Regions from separate parts of the Homo sapiens genome. Here region 1 is linked to region 2. Evidence: chromatin contacts called from ENCODE Hi-C data. All regions are on one chromosome and are shown on one strand. Each heading gives the region's core, a stretch centred on a gene start or an enhancer-like site at or near the end of the contact. The rest is flanking DNA. Distances are from core to core; before and after follow the strand shown. Region 1 holds the start of FOSL2 (FOS like 2, AP-1 transcription factor subunit). Region 2 holds the start of ASXL2 (ASXL transcriptional regulator 2).

Region 1 (2,700 bases), core at 196-2,695, 2.5 Mb after region 2:
CTCTTAACATTGGGTCCTCATAAGGACCCTGTGGGGTACAGATGGCTGGCGCTACTTAAGAATTGGGTAAACTGAGGCTAACACAGACCCTGGACCAAAACCTAAGTTCCCTGACTTCCGCTACAGTACTTCTCCATTCACACACACCATCATCTCAGCGGAAGGATTGGAGCTCCAGAGCAGAGAAGGGCCTAAGGTCATGTCTCCAAACTCCTTCACTTTATAGGAGGAAACTGAGGCCCAGAGAGGTTAAGGAATTCGTCCAAGATCTCACAGCTCGTAAATAGCGTAGCCGGGCGTTCCTGCTCTAAGGTCTGTGCTCTGTACCCTGCGCCGCGCCCCTCCCAGCCCCGCCCAGCGAGGGAGGAGGACCCAAATGTCCGGCAACCCGCGCCCTGAACTTCGCTCCAAAACAGCTGAAGACGACAACGTTGGGGCACACCCTCTCGCTGGCTTTTTTTTTTTTTTTTTAATTCGTAACAGTCTGGAGTTTGCTTATAAACGCCCGATTACTCTTATTAGATGCGTCCTAATTGCCCGGCGTATAGGGCGGCCGGAATGTCTTGACTGGTTAATTTCATCTTCAAGGCTACTCCTAACGAATTAACTGTAGGACCGAAAACATGAAAAACAAAAAACAAAAAGGGAACCGGTAGGCAGACCGCCACGGAGGGAAAAATAGGCAGGCCAGCCCCGCCCGGCGCCGTGCCCCGCCAACACCCGGCCGCAGGGCGGCGCGGGCACCCTGCGCGCCCGGGGCGCCCGCTGCACTCGGCGGCGCCGCGGAGGGCGCCTACGACCGCGCGCAGCCGCGCCCTCCCTGCGAGCGGCTCTGCGCGCCCGGCTCCCGGCCTCCCGGTGGCGCCGCACCGAACCGCCCGTCTCGCCGTCAGGGCTGTGATTATTTTCTAAAATCCGGAGGCGAGACCCGCGCGGCCGCTCTCGGGGCCCCGCCCCGAGCCCCTTCCCAGGGCGGGGGAGAGGCCGCAGCGCACTCGGGAGCGGGCGAGGGAATCCCTCTCCCTCCACGTCACCCGAAAGCGAGGAAACCCGCACTCGCGTCCTCTAACGCAAATGACCATCTTTGGCAACGTGCGCCAATGGAACAGACCAAGGGCGCTGGGCCCGGGGGGTGAGCGGGGGACTGGGGAGGGCCGGGGCTGCCTCGGCGCCTCCGAACCGTGCGTGGCGCCCGCTCCCGCCCGTGCCACCGCCTGGCTTCCTCGCGCGGGGTGCGCGGTTGGCGTCAGCGCGGCCGGGAGCCGGGGCTGGGAGGGGAGAGCTGCGCCCGCCTCCTCCCCTCCCGCGCCTCTTCCTCCTCCGCGGCCTCCTCCCCCCGCCTCCTCGTGCGCTCCTCCCTGCAAGGTGGAGTCTGGGGTTGACGTGAGTGAATCCACATGGTACAGGGCTGGAGAATAAAGAGTGTGAGTTGAACTCGTGCCATTGTAGTGACTCATCTCGGGCAGAGCGCTAGGGCTCCGAGCGAACCAGCGAGCGAGCGAACGAGCGGCGCTCGGCGGGGACAGAAAGAGGGAGAGAGAGAGAGAGAGAGAGGGAGAGGCGCGGCCGGGCGAGGCGGGCCCGTCCGGGAGCGGGCTCCGGGGAAGGGGTGCGGGTCTGGGCGCCGGAGCGGGGAGCGGGGCCGCGTCCCTCTCAGCGCCAGCTCTACTTGAGCCCCACGAGCCGCTGTCCCCCTGGCGCGCTCGGGGCCGCGGGACGGGCGCACGCCGCCTTCTCCTAGTCAAGTATCCGAGCCGCCCCGAAACTCGGGCGGCGAGTCGGCCACGGGAAGTTTATTCTCCGGCTCCTTTTCTAAAAGGAAGAAACAGAAGTTTCTCCCAGCGGACAGCTTTTCTTTCCGCCTTTTTGGCCCTGTCTGAAATCGGGGGTCCCCAGGGCTGGCAGGCCAGGCTCGCTGGGCTCCTAATCTTTTTTTTAATTTCCAATTTTTGATTGGGCCGTGGGTCCCCGCTGAGCTCCGGCTGCGCGCGGGGGCGGGAGGGCGCGCGCAGGGGAGGGACCGAGAGACGCGCCGACTTTTTAGAGGGAGGGATCGGGTGGACAACTGGTCCCGCGGCGCTCGCAGAGCCGGAAAGAAGTGCTGTAAGGGACGCTCGGGGGACGCTGTTCCTGAGGTGTCGCCGCCTCCCTGTCCTCGCCCTCCGCGGTGGGGGAGAAACCCAGGAGCGAAGCCCAGAGCCCGCGGCGCGGCCGGCGGACGAACGAGCGCGCAGCAGCCGGTGCGCGGCCGCGGCGAGGGCGGGGGAAGAAAAACACCCTGTTTCCTCTCCGGCCCCCACCGCGGATCATGTACCAGGATTATCCCGGGAACTTTGACACCTCGTCCCGGGGCAGCAGCGGCTCTCCTGCGCACGCCGAGTCCTACTCCAGCGGCGGCGGCGGCCAGCAGGTAGGTGCGGGCCCCGGTGCACCTGGCGGCGCGGGCGGACCCCTGCCCTCTTCTCGCCGCCACTGCCTCTTTTGCTTTCTTTTCTTTTTCTTGGCGAGAAAATACCTACGGGCCACCGTTGTAAGTTCTGGATTTTCGTCCTCCCCTTCCCCCCCACCCCCTTTTAAACTAGGGGATTGGAGAGTGGGCTTGAAGAGACAACATGCCCTTTTCCTCTCACGTTATATTTTACCCAGATAGACTCCTGGAATTGTAGGCCCCCTACCAGGAGCCTGTTACCTCCTTCCAAG
Region 2 (2,700 bases), core at 73-2,572:
TTACCGGCATTAATCACCATTAAAGGGGTGAACACCTCTCACTTTCCACTATTAAAATGCTGCCGTTTAATGCCCTATTACTTTTCTGCTGCACCCTCAACGATGTATGAACTTCACTATCTCCTGCCATTTCATTTCTGCATACAACATGCTTTTAATTTTTTCTTCTTAAAATATGGTAAAAGTTCTCACTAATCCTCAATATTCCACTTTTTAAAATCTACCTCTAAATTTCGTCATAACACAATTAGGGGGAAAATTGTTTTGCCCACTAATTACAACTTCATTAGGGCACCATCCCTTTGGCTAGGGTAACGTGAAGGCCGGGTAAACTACACGTCCCACCATGCATTGCTGCCTTGTTCAGAGTAGGTCTCTACGGAAACAGGAAAAAAAAAAATTCTACAAGTCCCACCTGTTACTTCGTTTCTAAACACCTCCTGCACTTTCGGCTCCAACACCAAACAAAAACAAAAGCCTCGTGATCTCTCGTCTGCTCCGGGAGCCAGACAAACAGGGGGCCCGGGGTCACAGGCACGTCCGCTGTAACGGGTAAATTCTATCCAGCTCCAGCGCTCCCCTCTCCTTTCCGGGGCTGGATGCACGCACAAGCCTTCTCCTATCTGCATCCAATGGGGGCTCTCCAGCCGCACAAGGGAGAAGAACCGGTTACCGTGCAAGCACCACAGACTTCCCCGTGCCGGGGCGAGGGCTACCACAGAGCGGAGGTGATATCGGCTCGACCCCAAAAGACAGCCTCAAAACACTGAGAGGACTCGCCGCAGACGCCGAGGGACGCCACGGCCCCGCGGCTATCACGTTCCGCCGGGCGCCTCCATTCCCACAGGGATCGCAACCCCGACACTAACCGCCGCCCTCTCCGCGCGGTTTTGTGCCCCTTCAGCCGGGTCCCTGGGCCAGTGACCTCCCTTTCCCTGCGACTGGCGGGCGACAAGGGAACAAAATCCTCCCGGCCTTCCCCTTCGCTCCCTCCCCCTTACCGTCTTGGCGGCCTCCGCCCAGGTCCTGCCCTTCTTCCTACGTCCCTTTTCCCTCATGTCGGGTCTTGAACTGACTGGGAGGCTCCCGTGTCCGGGCTCCGGCCGCCCTCCCTGCCTGCTCTGCCCTGCGCTGCTTTTCCCGCGGTGCCGGGAAAGGTGGGAGAAAAGGGAAGTCAGACCGGGGGGGCACCCAAGCAGAGGAAGCGGCGGGGGTGGTGCGCGGGGGGGTCTATGGGGCGGCCGGTCCTCTTGCTGCCGTTGCCACTGCTACCGCCGCTGCCATATTGGGTTCTTACTGTACAGGCTGCCGCTACGGTCATGTGACCGCTCCCGCGCGGCCGTCACTACTGTACGCAGCCGGCCGCGCGAACGAGCGCGGGCGCGCCCCCGCCTCCCAAGCCCGGCCGCTGAGCTATCGAGCCGGCGGTCTGCGGTACCTCGCCACGCCCCCGCCCTTCCGGTCTCCGCCTCTCCGCAGGAGCATGCGCGCCAAGGAGGCCCCGGCAGTAGCTGTAGTCTGACGCCTGGCGCTCACACCTACAGCGAATATCTGCCTGCGGAAGCGGAACCTGTGCCATCCGGGAAAGCTTACTGAGCGGATCCCGCCTCTTGCGAGGCGCTGCACAGGCTGTGTAGACCTGGGGAGCTGAACTCTTCCCTCAGTGGGTGGCTCTGCCAACTATCACTTTAGATCAGCCCTGCGTTTGTGTTTTCTCATTTATTTGCATTTTTACAGAGGTTATCTTTTTGAAGATAGGCAACAATTCTCGTCTGCCTATTAACCCCATTCGATAGGCGAAGCAACTGAGATTGAGTGACTTGCCAAGCTCATAAGTCTGGGATGTAGAGAAACCAAAAATCAAATTGCCAGCTCAGAGCCCTTTCCATCTCCCCAGAATGCCTCAAACTTAGGTGACTTTGTTTTTAAGGCCACCAGTAACTGCATCCATGCTTTTACATGTGAAGCTACTCATCAATGACAGAAATGGTGTCTTCTTTATTTCGGTGAGCTCAGTCCCTAGCATAGTGCCTGTACATATCAGGCGCCCAGTAAATATTTGCTGAATGATTCACCTATTTCTGTGGTCAGAGACCATTATTTGTAGTATCCGTAACAGCTTTCTGAAAGATCCAGAATGTGGCATCTTCTCTTACATCATCTACACCTTGATACCTTGCAAAGTAAGAAGAATGTAGTAACAACTGCTGATCTCCCAAATCCACCTGCTTCCAGAAGCTGCTTCCAAACAATCCAGTAAACTTACTATAGTGTGAAATAGGACTGAGGATTGGATTGCCTCTTGGGAGGAAAGACAGGTGAGAGCAATACTTAAAGTTTATGGATGCGTTTCAGAAATTCATGGACTCCCTAAAATTATGAACTATATTTTGTGTGTTATATGTGAATTTTTTAAGAGGATTCATAACTTTTCCTCCATTTTTCAAAAAGGATCTGTTGTGCAAAAAAAAAAGAGAAAAAGATATTAAAGGGAGTTTGAGAGGCCATCTAGAAGTATCTAGATACTTCCTTATATTTCCGTTCAGTCATGGATCAAACAGCCTATTTCAGCAATTGATATGGATATATTTTCCCAAATGTCTTTGGTAATTCATAGCCTTATGCATTACACAGGTAGTATGTACCACCTCCCTCCAAAGCTTATGTCTGTAGTCTAAGAAGGCCTTCTCGCCAGGTGCG

What was found. A loop is a pair of places that touch in the nucleus more often than their neighbours do. Pooled maps may share reads with other maps.
Region 1: a loop to region 2 is called in a map of CD4-positive, alpha-beta memory T cell, with 20 times the contacts of the local background. The contact joins the promoter of FOSL2 here to the promoter of ASXL2 in region 2. A Hi-C loop is called at or near these places in 1 of 168 maps with a recorded cell type or tissue (CD4-positive, alpha-beta memory T cell), 1 of 37 single-sample maps with no recorded cell type and 8 of 50 pooled maps.

The regions. Positions count from the first base shown.
Region 1 is chr2:28,391,413-28,394,112 of GRCh38, forward strand. It overlaps FOSL2 (FOS like 2, AP-1 transcription factor subunit), which reads left to right and starts at 1,446. Exons shown (of 4, transcript NM_005253.4): 1 at 1,446-2,410. The coding sequence starts at 2,309. The region is part of intron 1 of FOSL2-AS1 (FOSL2 antisense RNA 1); the gene reads right to left. RefSeq lists silencers at 663-1,782, 2,269-2,445 and enhancers at 1,476-2,407, 2,563-2,700.
Region 2 is chr2:25,877,165-25,879,864 of GRCh38, forward strand. ASXL2 (ASXL transcriptional regulator 2) reads right to left here and starts at 1,323. Exons shown (of 13, transcript NM_018263.6): 1 at 1,002-1,323. The coding sequence starts at 1,058. RefSeq lists an enhancer at 383-432 and a silencer at 1,343-1,502.